Regions from separate parts of the Homo sapiens genome. Here region 1 is linked to region 2. The links are chromatin loops, found by intact Hi-C in ENCODE. Cell type or tissue: heart right ventricle. All regions are shown on one strand.

What was found. Hi-C counts contacts between places; a loop is a spot of excess contacts. Peaks named below come from ENCODE experiments on the same cell type or tissue, not always from the same donor. Only the 100,000 strongest peaks of a DNase experiment are listed, where the experiment ranks them.
Region 1: a loop joins it to region 2, with 2.6 times the contacts of the local background. A loop is called at or near these places in 31 of 110 quality-filtered maps.

What each region holds. Positions count from the first base shown.
Region 1 is chr7:105,426,001-105,434,000 of GRCh38, reverse strand. No RefSeq gene overlaps it. Among named protein-coding and RNA genes, the nearest start is that of SRPK2, 41 kb to the right of the region's middle. In heart right ventricle, a CTCF peak has its summit at 4,104 (motif pointing right); a DNase peak (open chromatin) is centred at 4,130.
Region 2 is chr7:105,148,459-105,156,458 of GRCh38, reverse strand. All of the region lies in intron 7 of SRPK2 (SRSF protein kinase 2), which reads left to right. Among named protein-coding and RNA genes, the nearest start is that of KMT2E, 140 kb to the right of the region's middle. In heart right ventricle, a CTCF peak has its summit at 3,384 (motif pointing left); a DNase peak (open chromatin) is centred at 3,375; H3K27ac peaks cover 1,039 bases.

The DNA.
Region 1 (8,000 bases), 280 kb before region 2:
CTCGCACCATAGCCCTGGCTGGAGTACAATGGTGCGATCTCTGCTCACTGCAACCTCCGCCTTCCAGGTTCATATGATTCTCCTGCTTCAGCCTCCTGGGTAACTGGGATTACAGGCACACACCACCACACCCAGCTAATTTTTCGTATTTTTAGTAGAGACAGGGTTTCACTATGTTGGCCAGACTGGTCTCGAACTCCTGACCTTGTGATCTGCCCGCCTTGGCCTCCCAAAGTGTTGGGATTACAGGCCTGAGCCACTGCACCCAGGTAATTTTTGTATTTTTTGTAGAGACGGGATTTGGCCATGTTGGCCAGGCTGGTCTCGAATTCCTGGCCTCAAGTGATCTGCCCGCCTTGGTCTGCCAAAGTGCTGGGATTGCAGGCATGAGCCACCATGCCTGGCCGAATTTTTTTAAATTATAATTAATTGTATCATGAATATATAATATTAAATCTTGATAAATGCTATAAAGAAAATTAAACAGTAAGGGAATGAATGGGGTGGAGAGGAAGAGTTGCCTTTTTAGATAACTTTCTCAGGAAGATGGCGTCTGAGCTGAGATCTAAATTAAGAGTAAGCCATGAAGAGCAAATGGAAAGGTCCTGAGGCAGAAACATTCATGGCCTGCAGTAGCAAAGAGAAAATGTAACCTTAGACAGAACTATAAATACAGCATATAAATATGATGTCTTGACAAGTAAGATAATATTTTAACTAGCAAAAATGTGGAGGAGGCAAAAATAATAAAGACAGGCCAGGTGCAGTGGCTCACGCCTGTAATCCCAACACTTCAGGAGGCAGAGGTAGGTAGATTGCTTGAGCCCAAGAATTCGAGACCAACCTGGAAACATAGTGAGACCCCATCTCTACAACAGATAAAAAATAAGCCAAGCATGGTGGCACATTCCTGTAGTCCCAGCTACTCCAGAGTTTGAGATGGGAGGATGGCTTGAGCCCAGGTGGTTGAGGCTGCAGTGAGCTGCAATCATGCCACTGCACTCCAGCCTGGGTAACAGTATAAGACCCTGTCTAGAAAGGACAAGACAAGACAAGACAAGAATAAATGCATTAACTTAGCCGGGCGCAGTGGCTCATGCCTGTAATTCCAGCACTTTGGGAGGCCGAGGTGGGTGGATCACCTGAGGTCAGGAATTTGAGACCAGCCTGCCCAAGATGGTGAGATCCCATCTCTACTAAAAATACAAAAAATTAGCCAGGCATGGTGGTGGGCGCCTGTAATCCCAGGTACTCGGGAGGTTGAGGCAGGAGAATCACTTGAACCCAGGAGGGAGATATTGCAGTGTGCTGAGATGGCGCCACTGCACTCCAGCCTGAGCGACAAGAGCGAAACTCCATCTCAAAAATAAAAAAAAAAAAAAGAAAAAAAAAAGAAAAGAAATAGATGATATCATATAATATTTAAAGGCAAAAAAAAGACAACCATTAGAAGTAAAATAGGAGCCAACTAGAATCACTGGGAGGTCTATGGAAAGAATTAAGGGGATATATTACAAGTGTAATAAATCGTTTATCTTATATGGCAGTGAGTGAAAAATACAGTCCAAAGTTGATAAATTAATTGAGGGCTGTGTAGGCCCCAACCTGTCCGTGGTTTGGGGTTGCTCTCTGCCTCATAAAGCAAAGGGGAGCATTTGTCTTTTGGGAAGACAAAGTTGTTTTCTCTGAAAAAGCCTCCTGCATGGTTGCCTTTGGCGTGTACCAAGTATAGGACGGCCTCAACTGAAAACCTAGGCTCATCAGGGATTGAGGCCTCATGAGTCTGGGTTTTCAGTTGAGGTCTAGAGAGAAGACAGGGATTATAACTATAAAATCCTGAGTGGGATGTACTTATGCCCAAACTCAGCCTGGGCTTCATCACTGTCATACAAGTGGATTCTTTAATAATAATAATTTGTAAAAAATACAGTGCCCAAACTTGATAAATTAGCATACAAAAGTAATGCCAAGAAAGGATAATATTTACTATTACGATGATTATGAATTAAAACCAGAAACTATGAATGGTGATTGATTCTGGATGTGGACTGGTAATGTGTGGGGGGAGGAGAGACTTTCATTTTTCATTTCTGCACCTCAGTGTGACTTGAGTTCTTTCTACCCCCGCCCTTTTTTTCTTAACCTTGCATGGATAACTGTAATTTAAAAATAGCTCTAAAATAATATAGAACTTGGCCTGGCACGGTGGCTCATGCCTGTAATCCTAGCACTTTGAGAGGCCGAGGCGGTTGGACCACTTGCGGTCAGGAGTTCAAGACCAGCCTAGCCAACTTGATGAAACCTTGTCTCTACTCAAAATACAAAAATTAGCTGGGCATGGTGGCGCACACCTGTAGTCCCAGCTACTCAGGAGGCTGAGGCAGGAGAATCACTTGAAGCCAGGAGGCGGAGGTTGCAGTAAGCTGAGATTGCACCACTGCACTCCAGCCTGGGTGACAGAGCGAGATTCTGTCTCAAAAAATAAAAATAAGGCCGGGTGCGGTGGCTCACGCCTGTAATCCCAGAACTTTGGGAGGCCAAGACAGGCGGATCACAAGGTCAGGAGATCAAAACCATCCTGGCTAACACGGTGAAACCCCGTCTCTACTAAAAATACAAAAAATTAGCCGGGTGTGGTGGCGGGCACCTGTAGTCCCAGCTACTTGGGAGGCTGAGGCGAGAGAATGGCGTGAACCTGGGAGGCGGAGCTTTCAGTGAGCCGAGATCATGCCACTGCACTCCAGCCTGGGCAACAGAGCAAGACTCCATCTCAAAAAATAAATAAATAAATAAAAATATATATATACACACATAACTTATTTTTTTCCCAAAACAATTAAAGTACCCTACAAAAATACAAACCATAATAATAGTAGTAATAATTAGACTAATTCAGGAAAGAGGGAAACTCATTTGTCTTCATCAGTTTGGGCTGCTATAACAATACCATAGACTGGGTGGCTTAAACAACAGAATTTTATACCTCACAGTCCAGAGAACGTTCAAAATCCGAGTGCCAGCACGGTCCCGTCCTGGTAAAGGCCCTCCTTCTGGTTTGGAGATGGCTATCTCTTTGTTTGTTTGTTTTTTTGTTTAGTTTAGTTTTGTTTGTTTTTGAGACAGAGTGTCACTCTGTCGCCCAGGCTGGAGTGCAGTGGCACGATCTTGGCTCACTGCAACCTCCACTCCCCGGGTTGGAGTGATTCTCCTGCCTCAGCCTCCAGAGTAGCTGGAATTACAGGCGCACGCCACCACGCCCGACTAATTTTTGTATTTTTAATACAGACAGGGTTTCTCCATGTTGGCCAGGCTGGTCTCGAACTCCTGGCCTCAGTTGATCCACCCGCCTCAGCCACCCAAAGTGCTGGGACTACAGACGTGAGCCACTGTGCCTGGCCCAGGTGGCCATCTTCTTACTGTGTGCTCAGATGGCAGAGAGAGAGAAAGCAAGCTCTCTCATGGCTCTTCTTATAAGGGCACTAGCCCCATCATGTGGGCTGCATCCTCATGACCTAATTACCTCCCAAAGGCCCCATCTCCAAACACCATTACATTGGGGATTGGGATTGCAACATATGAATTTGGGAGGACACAAGCATTCAGTCCATAGCACACTGTAGGAAGTCTGAAGCTGGGGGTAACAGTATTTTAAAACTATTTAATATGTAACTAATTTTTTTCACGGTTTAGCCATTAAAAGATTAATGATCTGCCGAATACTTCTTGAAAGTCTGTTAACTCCAACAGGAAATTCCCTCTTTGGAGATAATTATCCCCTGGAGATGGCTGAGGGAATGAGCCAAATAATTCCAGCCAAAAGCCCTTGATCAACACAGTATGTCAGTTTCATGTGCAGTCTGATCTGCTTTTCCAAATTTAATTTAGATAGTGAGTACCTGAATATAGAGACTTTGTTGTGATAGATATATATCTATTTGTGAAAATGAAGATGGTATCCAAGCTTTGAAACAAATGCTGTCTACATTTATCACTTGGCAACATGTTGTGTTGGTCAATAAATCCTAAAAGATGACAGCTCTTGCACTGAAAACATTAAAAATCTTCTGTTTGCATTTATGACATGTCACTCAGCCAGCAGAGGGAGACATGGCTGTATACCTTTTAGCAGTTATTGTTTCATCAACTAGCAATAAGAAAGATATAGGGCCAGGCGCGGTGGCTTACACCTGTAATCCCAGCACTGTGTGAGGCCAAGGCAGGAGGATTGCTTGAGCCCAGAAGTTCAACACCAGCCTGGGCAACATAGTGAGACATCATCTCTATTTCTCAAAAAACAAACAAACAAACAAATATATATATATATATGGTCTACCTCAGCATCAAATAGATCTTAGTGATTACACAGACCAAGTTCTACATTTTTCAGATGAGCGAAATGAAACCCAGAACAGTAAAGTGATTGGGCTAGAGTGAACAGCTGTCTCCTGTCTGACTCCTATGTCAGTGCTCTTTCCTCTCTACGTAAGTTCTAACTGCACTCTCAGCATTTTGAAAATGTGGTTGGGGGCTGGACGCGGTGGCTCACGCCTGTAATCCCAGCACTTTGTGAGGCCAAGGAAGGCAGATCATGAGGTGAGGAGTTCGAGACCAGCCTGACCAACATGGTGAAACCCCGTCTCTACTAAAAATACAAAAATTAGTTGGGCATAGTGGAACATGCCTGTAATTCCAGCTACTCAGGAGGCTGAGGCAGGGGAATCGCTTGAATCCAGGAAGCAGAGGTTGCAGTGAGCTGAGATCATGCCACTGCACTCCAGCCTGGGTGACAGAGTGAGACTCCGTCTAAAAAAAAAAAAAAAGAAGAAGAAAATGTGGTGGGAGAGAGTATTATTGATTGTCACAATGATTGGTCAGCACTACTGTCATTTTAATGGGTGGAAATCAAATGTATAAGACATCTGCAGGCAGGGCATGGTGGCTCACACTTGTAATACCAGCACTTTGGGAGGCTGAGGTGGGAGAATTGCTTGAGCCCAGAAGTTGAAGACCAGCCTGGACAACATAGGGAGACCTCATCTCTACAAATAAAAATAAATATAAAAACTTAGTTGGGCGTGGTGGCATGTACACCTGTAGTCCTAGCTACTCAGAAAGCTGAGTGAGGAGGATCACTTGAGTCTGGGAGGCCAAGGTTACAGGGAACTGTGATCACACTGTAGCACTACAGCCTGGGTGACAGAGCGAGACCATGATTCAAAAAAAAAAAAAAATCTGTAATACAGGGACCTTTGGCAGATTGTTAACATATTCTGATTTTTCCAAGAATACAATTATATATATGAAAGGAGGATTTGACTTTATGATGTCTTGAACTTTACCAAGGGTTTTCTACCATTGCAGACAATCATAACATCTATATCACTACCATGTGGGATAATTGACTCATTACTATACAACACACCTGTATTACTCTGTGCTTGTAGCTGGCACATTTACTATGATGCTATGTGAAGACGCAAGTATCTGATTATTTCATTAAGCCTTCTTGCATAGTCATATCTTGATATGTACATATTGAAATGCTTATTTCCTTTTTTAAAGATTAAAAAAATTTAATTGATACATAATTGTACAAACTTACGGGGGTACATGTGATATTTCAATATATGCATATGTTTAGAGGTCAAATTGAGGTAACTGGGATATCCATCACCTTCAACATTGATCATATTGCTGTGTTGGAAACATTCAAATTTCTCTCTTGTGGCTATTTAAAAATATACGGCCGGGCGTGGTGGCTCATGCCTATAATCCCAGCACTTTGGGAGGCTGAGACAGGTGGATCACAAAGTCAGGAGTTCAAGACCAGCCTGACCAACATGGTGAAACCCCGTCTCTACTCAAAATACAAAAATTAGCTGGGCGTGGTGGTGCACACCCATAATCCCAGCTACTCAAGAGGCTGAGGCAGGAGAATCGCTTGAGCCCGGGAGGCAGAGGTTGCACCTGGGCAACAGAGTGAGACTCTGTCTCAAAAATAAATAAATAAATAAATAATATATATACACAAAAACAATGTTGTTAACTATAGTCACCCAGCTGTGCTATAGGATGCTAGAGTTTATTCCTCCTTTTCTTTTTTTTGAGATGGAGTCTCACTCTGTTGCCCAGGCTGGGAGTGCAATGGGGTGATCTCAGCTCACTGCAACCTCCACCTCCTGAGTTCAAGCAATTCTCCTGCCTCAGCCTCCTGAGTAGCTGGAAATACAGGTGTGCACCACCACACTGAGCTAATTTTTGTATTTTTTAGTAGAGATGGGTTTTTGCCATGTTGGCCAGGCTGGTCTTGAACTCCTGATCTCAGGTGATCCACCCACCTTGGCCTCCCAAAGTACTAGGAATACAGGTGTGAGCCACCGCACCTGGCCTATTCCCCCCTTCTAACTGTAATTTTGCATCCATTAACCATTCTCTTCCTATTCCCCCTTCCCTTACTCTTCCAAGCCTCTGGTAACTACTATATTTCCTTTATTTCTGTTTTATGATATAGGCATACCTAATTTTATTGCACTTTGCTTTATTGTACTTTGCAGACATTATATGACTTATTTTGTTTTGCTTTTTAGGGATGGGGTCTCACTATGTTCCTCAGGCAGCAGACATATTGTATTTTTTGCAAATTGAAGGTTTGTGGCAACCGTACATTAAGGAAGTTGATCAGTGCCATTTTTCCAACAGCATGTGCTCACTTCATGTCTCTATGTCACATTTTGGTAATTCTCATAATATGTTAAGCTTTTCAGTATTATTATAACTGCATGGTAATCTGTTACCAGTGATCTTTCATGTTACTATTGTAATTGTTTTGAGGCACAATGAACTGCACCACATAAGCCATTGAACTTAATCAATAAACGTTGTATGTGGTCTGACTGTTCCACCAACTGGCCATTCCCCCATCTCTCTTTCTCTACTTGGACTTTCCTATTCCCTGAGACACAAAGATATTGAAATTAGGCCAGTCAATAACACCACAGTGGCCCCTAAGTGTTCAAGTGGAAAGAGTTACATGCCTCTCACTTTAAATCAAAAGCTAGAAATGATTAATCTTAGTGAGAAAGGCATGTTGAAAGCTGAGATAGGCCAAAAGCTAGGCCCCTTCCTTGCATTACGCAGCCAAATTGTGAATGCAAAGGAAAAGTTTTTGAAAGAAGTTAAAATTGCTACTCCAGTAAGCACATGAATCATAAAGCAAAACAGCCTTATTGCTGAAATGGAGAAAGCCTGAGTGGTCCAAACAGAAGACCAAACCAGCCACAATGTTCTCATAAGCCAAAACCTAATCCAGAGCAAGGCCAATACTTTTTTTTTTTTTCAATAATTTAAATTAGAGACAGGGTTTTACTATGTTGCTCAGGCTGGTCTCAAACTCCTGGGCTCAAGAGATCTGCCCACATCAGTGCCCCAAAGTGTTGGGATTACAGGCACGAGCCACCACACGCAGCCACTCTCTCCAACTCTATGAAGACTGTGAGAGGTAAGGAAGCTAGAAAAGTTTGAAGCTGGCAGAGGATGGTTCATGAGGTTTAAGGAAAGAAGGCATCTATCTACATAGTGAAAATACAAGGTGAAACAAGTACAAGCTGCAGCAAGTTATCCAGAAGACCTAATGAAGATCATTGATGAAGATGACTACATTTTTTTTTTCGAAATGGAATCTCACACTGTCACCTGGGCTGGAGTGCAGTGGCGTGATCTCAGCTCACTGCAACCTCTGCCTCCCGGGTTCAAGTGATTCTCCTGCCTCAGCCTCCTGAGTAGCTGGGATTACAGGTCCACCACCACACTCAGATAATTTTTTGTATTTTTAGTACAGACGGGGTTTCACCATGTTGGCCAGGCTGGTCTCGAACTCCTGACCTCATGATTCACCCACCTTGGCCTCCCAAAGTGCTGGGATTACAGGCGTGAGCCACTGCACCCGGCTGAAGATGACTACATTAAGCAGACTTTCAATGTAGACAAACAGCTTTCTTTTG
Region 2 (8,000 bases):
GAGAGATAGTAATGCTAATAGTAGCAAATAGTTAATTCAGTGCTTACTATGTGCCAGGTATAATTTGAGTACTTTGCATAGTTGAGTTCCTCACAATAACCCTGTGAAATGGGTATTATTACTTTCCTGATTTCATCAAGAGGAAACAGAAGCCCAGAGAGGTTAAGTAACTTGCCCCTAGTTAGGAAGTCGCTTAAAAAGTGCTAAGTGGTGAAGCAGGAATTCAAACCCAGATAGTCTGGCTTCAGAGCTCATGGGTTTACCATTTTGGCCGTTATATAATGGGTTTTATATAATAAACTTATTATGAGCCTGTAATAAGTTTGGAATTGTACTGGGCCTATGTCCAGTAGAAGTTAAGTCACTTTCTGGGAACCTGTTTAAGATTTTCTATCATCTGGTGTCAGCCTGTATTTCCCCTTGCAGACAAAAAGTGATGTCCCTCAGGTACCCTATTTCCCTCTGGAATCTACCAGCTTACGTTTTTTATGAATGTTCAAAGATGTCCCAAACATTTATAATGTGCAGATTTACCAGAATTTTCATTCATGAATGTTTACTGGTTTTATTTTGTAGGTAGTTTAGAGAAAGTACTCACTGGTAATCATCTTGACCCCTAAGGGCACCTTTCCGTTTTTTATCTCCACATCTTTGATCATCTCTTTTGTTCTAGGCTGCCAGAAATGCCATCCTTGTCTACCCACATTTTTAAGACTCAACGAAAATCCCACCATTGTGACAAAGGCTTCTCACAGTACCCAATTAAGAGGATGCCTTCCCTTCTTGAAATGCCTTCAGCTCACATTTGGTCCCATAACTACGTGTAGGCCCCATCTCAACCCTAGGGCTGCTGGCACTTCAGACCAGATAGGATGTTTAGCAGCGTCCCTGGCATCTACCCCTCAGAGCCAGTATCAGCTGTCACCATCCCTGATTGTGGCAATTAGAAATATCTCTGAACTTTGCCAGTTTTCCTCTCACTGAGAACCACTGGGATAAGAGAAAGTGTAAGGTGTATTGTGCTTTGGTGACAGACTTGATTTAACATCATAGCTTTGGCACTTCTATCTTGTACTCCTGATCAGTTACTTAGCCTCTGTGAGTCTGTTTCCTCATTTGTAAACTCGAAATAGTAATGCATAATTTGTAGTTTGATTGTGGAGATTAAGAATAAGGGGGCTGGGTGCAGTGGCTCACGCCTGTAATCCCTGCACTTTGGGAGGTTGAGGTGGGTGTATCACCTGAAGTCAGGAGTTCAAGACCAGCCTGGCCAACATAGTGAAACCTTGTCTCTACTAAAAATATAAAAAATTAGCTGGGAGTGGTGGCACATACATATAGTTCCAGCTACTTGGGAGGCTGCGGCAAGAGAATCACTTGGACTTGGGAGGCGGAGGCTGCAGTGAGCCGAGATCGTGCCATTGCACTCCAGCCTGGGTGACAATAGCGAAATTCTGACTCAAACAGACAAACAAGAATAAGGGTGGGCCAGGTGCGGTGGCTCACACCTGTAATCCCAGCACTTTGGGAGGCCAAGGCGGGCAGATCATGAGGTCAGGAGTTCTAGACCAGCCTGACCAATATGGTGAAACCCCATCTCTACTAAAAATACAAAAATTAGCTGGGTGTGGTGGCACGTGCTTGTAGTCCCAGCTACTCGGGAGGCTGAGGCAGGAATTGCTTGAACCCAGGATACGGAGGTTGCAGTGAGCCGAGATTGTGTCACTGCTGCTCTTCAGCCTGGGTGACAGACTCTGTCTCCAAACAAACAAAAAAAGTATAGCCATTAGATTTTATGAAGTAGATATTATAATATGTAACCAGATGAGACCTTTAAAACCCAATGTTTTTCCAGACTTCTCCCTTTGGGGTGCAACCCTCTAGTATGCCGAGAGCCACGGTGGTGCCCCGCAGGTCCTCTCACCTGTATCATTGGCTGATTTTGTCTCTCTACACTTAGTATTTATTTACCATTGTAATTCTTTCAGTGGCCCTGTTTATCAGTAAATTTTGTTATGACTGAACCAGTATTGTTCAAGTTCAGACCAGAAGCTTTCATGTCAATTTGGTAAACATTTTGATATTACTGGGTTTGTTCAGCATGGTAGTGCACACGATGCTGTATTGACTTGGAATTCTCCTCAGGATGTTGAGCCCTTGACTCAGGAAATGTGGTGAGGTGGCTCTGTTTCAAGGGACTAAGCTGCTTTCCTGAGCCATTGCTTTGTGCAGTCCCAGTGCTGGGCACAGCAGCTTTAACTTTCTTCCTGATGACATTCAGAAGTACAGCTGCTGGCTTTTCTCATTAATTCTCACCAGTTAGAGATGAAAGAAAAAGGAGCAGAGGCTATTTCAGGACAATGTGGGTAAGGACGCCGTCCCCTGGATTTTTGGTTTGAGCGTGTCTCTGGCTCTTGTCCTCTTTTATTGTTAACAGGTATTTCCAAGCTCCTCCATTGAGTTTAACATCTTGGTTTTCACAGGCAGTTGGTGGGACCTGCCTTGTGTGTTTCACTGTGGAAGGGAAATCTAGTGGAACCCTCAGTGTTTCCAGCAGGAAACTTCTAGGCTTGCGGAGAACCCCTCTGGTGTCCCGCACGCCCACAAGTAATTAATATTCTCAATGAAGAACTCCTGCTTGGGGTCGCCTCCTTCCTCTGCCAGCCCATCTGGCTGCCCACGTGGGTTTCTCTGGGTGCTTCATTAGGTTCTGTTACCCACAGAGTAGGAGGAGACAGAGTCTCCCTGCTCTGTGTCCTTTGTTCAGGTGTGGGAGGAAGAAAGTCCACCGCTTATCACCAGTAGCAGAGCATAATTTGGAAAGTTGCTCTCATTCTATTTCTTTTTACAGTTCAGAATTTTGGGGGAAGCTTTGCACTCTGGGCTGTGAGCAAGGCCAGGGAGACAGTCTTTAGAGGAGTCTCCACATTATGCTTGACTGTTCCCCGACTTATCTACAAGATTACAGGACCTATTTCAATCAAGTTGTGGTGGAGAGGAGCAGATTTGTGTTGCGAAGACCAGTAATAGATGGTATCTGACACAAATGTTGATGTACAGAAAGCAAGCTTTGAGACCATTTTAACCAAGCCCCTTATTTTGAAGATGAATTTGAGGTTCAAGGAAAAGAAGGAACTTTCTCTGAACCTGTAGCTAGTTAATTTGGAATGGGACTCGGGGCTTCTAGCTCCCAGCCCTAGACTTAGCCTTCTTTTCCGCACTGCTGCTGAACTCAAAGTCTGACTTTACCCAGAGAAACCTGGCACTTGTTCCTCATGTGTGTGAAATGGCTCCCTGAGTGGGATGATTGAGAGTCACGTCCCTGGCTCGTCTGGGCTTAGGTTGATCTCAGCTTCCCTGGCAGCCAAAGGATCTCTGCTGCCTCCTGCTGCTAGCACCAAGTATTAAGGTTTTTTGTTTGTTTTTGAGACGGAATCTTGCTCTGTCACCAGGCTGGAGTGCAGTGGCGCGATCTCGGCTCACTGCAACCTCCGCCTCCTGAGTTCAAGCAATTCTTGTGCCTCAGACTCCTGAATAGCTGGGATTACAGGCATGCACCACCACACCCAGCTAATTTTTGTATTTTTAGTAGAGATGGGGTTTCACCATGTTGGCCAGGATGGTCTGGATCTCCTGACCTTGTGATCCGCCCATTTCGGCCTCCCAAAGTGCTGGGATTACAGGCGTGAGTCACCGCGCCCAGCCGTATTAAGGTTTTTAGGCAAGAAAGATGAACATACTGTGATTTGACAAGTAAAAGCAACAGAGGAAAGAATTAGTAAAGACTTAACTCTGTCAGATTTTGCAAGGGGAGATCTATCCATGGGGATGAAACATGATTCCTTTTGGTTTGTGTTTTTGTTTTTCCCATTGTCACAGTTATCCTGTATAAATAATTGTAGGAGTTCTCGTCAATGTTGGTTGATTCTGGGGTGCATTATTACTTAAAACTTCACTGGAAAGACAAATGTTATTTTTGAAAATAAAACCATTTAAAAATAGTAGTTCTGGCCAGGCATGGTGGCTCACGCCTGTAATCCTAGCACTTTGGGAGGCCGAAATGTGTAGATCACCTGAGGTCAGGAGTTTGAGACCAGCCTGGCCAACATGGCGAAAACCCCGTCTCTACTAAAATACAAAAAGTAGCTGGGCATGGTGACATGTGCCTGTAATCCCAGCTACTAGGGAGGCTGAGGCAGGAGAATTGCTTGAACCCAGTAGGTGGAGGTTGCAGTGAGCCAAGATCGTGCCACTGCACTCCAGCCTGGGTGATAGAGTGAGACTCCATCTCAAAAAAAGAAAAAAGTAGTTCAAAATTAAATTATGGAATCAAAGTTTTGTTGCTGGGATGTACCATACGGGTTATCAAGTATAGTCCTTTTATATTAGAAATGGAAACAACTGAGACCCAGATAATTTTTTTTTTTTTTTTTTTGAGACAGAACCTCACTCTGTTGCCCATACTGGAGTGTGGTGACACGATCTCAGCTCACTGCAACCACCGCTTTCTGGGTTCAAGTGATTCTCCTGCCTCAACCTCCTGAGTAGCAGCGATTACAGGCATGCACCACCATGCCTGGCTTATTTTTGTATTTTTAGTAGAGAGGGGGTTTCACCGTGTTGGCCAGGCTGGTCTTGAACTCCAGACCTCAGGTGATCCACCTGCCTTGACCTCCCAAAGTGCTGGGATTACAGGTGTGAGCCATCGTGCCAGCCAACCCAGAGAACTTTAATAAGTGACTTAGGAAGCTGGATGTGGTGGCTCACACCTGTAATCCCAGCCACTTGGGAGGCTGAAGCAAGAGGATCACTTGAGGCCAGAAGCTTGAGGCTTCAGTGTGCTTTACTTACACCTCTGAATAGCCACTGCACTCCAGCCTGGGAACATAGCGGGATCCCATCTCTAAAAAGAAATTAATTTTTAAAAAGTGATGAAAAATCATAATTCAATAAGTCAATATCAGTACAAGTCTTCTGACTTAGATACGTTTTACCATTTAAGTTTCTTGTGTGCTAGACTTTGTTTTTGTGAGTTTTCCGTAGATTATTTCTAAAGCTTATTGCTACATTTGTGTGTAACAGGTGTTTCCCCCTCCCATAGATGAGAATGAAAGCTCAAACAGCTTAAACAGCTTGCCCAGGGGTAACACAATGAGTAAATGGTTGAGCAGTAATTTAAGAGCAGTCTGAATCCAAGGTCATGTTTTTAACGCTGCCCTGTTGCCATTTCCTTTAATGGTTTCAATTATCTTAACTAACTTTATTTGTCCCAGTGGCAAAGTATTTTTCTTGTGTTTATTGCCCATTGCTGTTTTAGGAAAGTTAGCCTAGTTGAGTGCAATAGCCAATTTTTTTTAAAAAAAATCTGGAACTTTAAGTTTTTACTGAGATCACTTCTTGCTTGTCATGAGGTGCATCATTGTCATTGGGACCTCATGTGAACACATTTGCACACTGAGGCACATTAACTCTTAACTGTGCAGCCTCCCGCACAGTGAATCAACCTTTGAACTGTGAAAGAAGCCAAGGTGGAAAGATAGGACAACTCTCGTGCATGAGAAAATGGTCAAATATATTTTAGGAAAGAAAGATACTGACATTTTTACCTTGAGATAGTATTTGATACCGAAATACAATTTTAGTTGGAAAACGATTTTTCAAAAATCGTATTCCTTTGACCTCTATGGGCTGGACATCATCAATGTGCCTATCCATTAATTTCTTGTACTTTTCAGAATCTCTTTTGTTGTTCAGATATAGAACTCCACATATTATTCAGTTTGCACCAGGAAGATGCATGAATGTCGTTGAATAACATGAGCCCATTGGATTGTGTTTCCTTCAAAAGTATAACCATGTTCTCCATGGAAATATTTTACATCATGTTATCTTTCTTACTATTGGTCCTTTGACATTTTATTTGCTTTTTTTCTTTTTTCCTTTTAGACAGAGTTTTATTCTGTCGCCTAGGTTGGAGTGCAGTGCCATGATCTCAGCTCACTGTGACCTCCGCCTTGTGCCTCAGCCTCTTGAGTAGCTGGGATTACAGGCGTGTGCTACCTTGCCTGTGCCACTATGCCTGTGCAGTTTTTTTGTGTTTTTAGTAGAGACAGGGTTTCGCCATGTTGGCCAGGCTGGTCTCGCACTCCTGGCCTCAAGTGATCTGCCTGCCTCGGCTTCCCGAAGGGCTGGGATTACAAGGCAAGGCTGAGCCCGGCCTTGACATTTTAAATGTAATTTAAACATATCCTAATTGCAGTATTATCCAAAACAGTAAATATTCTAAGGCAAAAAATGTCTTAAAATCTTATCCTAGTTTTATCTACTTCACTGGTACTTACTAGGAACTTGTCAGTATCTTATTAAATCATATTTGCCATGCCCATGATTCATCTTGGTTTTTTTTTTGGCCAATTACCCCACCCGTCATACTCATTTCCTGTCCTGAATTGGTAACCTCTGTGAGGATATGAGGACTGTAAGCAACATGAAGCCTGGGAGCTTTTATATATCAAACACCTGGAATAATGGCATGTGATAGGAGCTCAGGCGATGCACATTCAGTGAATTTATGTAAAAATACTCTGTAAGGTAAAGTTGTTTTAAATGTTTGTAGGGATTTTGATCGTTTTTAAGAGGTATTCCTGTTTTCATTTTCCTTGTAAAATCTTTGTTCCCTCTCACTTCATAATGCTACTTTAACTTCTACTAACAGTAGGCTAACTACTAATAGCTTACTGTTGATCAGATGCCTTCCACTGTCGATTAAACTGGGAATATTTCAGTGTTGGATTGAAGGAGTGGCCTGCCCCTCCACACCTGTGGGTATTTCTAGTCGGGTGGGACGAGAGACTGAGAAAAGAAATAAGACACAGAGACAAAGTATAGAGAAACAACAGTGGGCCCAGGGGACTGGCGCCCAGCATACCAAGGACCTGCACCGGCACCGGTCTCTGAGTTCCCTCAGTTTTTATTGATTATTATCTTCATTATTTCAGCAAAAAGGAATGTAGTAGGAGGGCAGGGTGATAATAAGGAGAAGGTCAGCAACAAACACGTGAGCAATAGAATCTATGTCATAATTAAGTTCAAGGGAAGGTACTATGACTGGACGTGCACGTACACCAGATTTATGTTTCTCTCCACCCAAACATCTTAGTGGAGTAAAGAATAACAAGGCAGCATTACTGCAAACATGTCTCACCTCCCACCATAGGGCGGTTTTTCTCTCATCTGAGAATTGAACAAATGTATAATCGGGTTTTATACCGAGACATTCAGTTCCCAGGGGCAGGCAGGAGACAGTGGCCTTCCTCTATCTCAACTGCAAGAGGCTTTCCTCTTTTACTAATCCATCTCAGCACAGACCCTTTATGGGTGTTGGGCTGGGGGACGGTCAGGTCTTTCTCATCCCACGAGGCCATATTTCAGACTATCACATGGGGAGAAACCTTGGACAATACCCAGCTTTCAAGGGCAGAGGTCCCTGCAGCTTTCCACAGTGCATTGTGCCCCTGGTTTATTGAGACTAGAGAATGGCGATGACTTTTACCAAGTATACTGCTTGTAAACATTTTGTTAACAAGGCATGTCCTGCAGAGCCCTGGATCCCTTAAACCTTGATTTCATATAACACATGTTTTTGTGAGCTCCAGGTTGGGTCAAAGTGGCTGGAGCAAAGTGGCTGGGGCAAAGCTACAAATTAACAACATCTCAGCAAAGCAGTTGTTTAAAGTACAGGTCTTTTTCAAAATGGAGTCTCTTATGTCTTTCCTTTCTACATAGACACAGTAACAGTCGGATCTCTCTTTTCCCTACATTGGATGATGTGAAACATATAACACTTCCTGTCTCTTGTGAACAAAATGCCTATTCAATTCATTGTTTGAATGGTCATTGATGTAATATTTGCTTAACATTTGGAATTTCTAATGCTTATATGAGAACATGATCTGTTTTGTAAAAATAAATTTTGTTTATGGAAATAATTGAAAAAATTA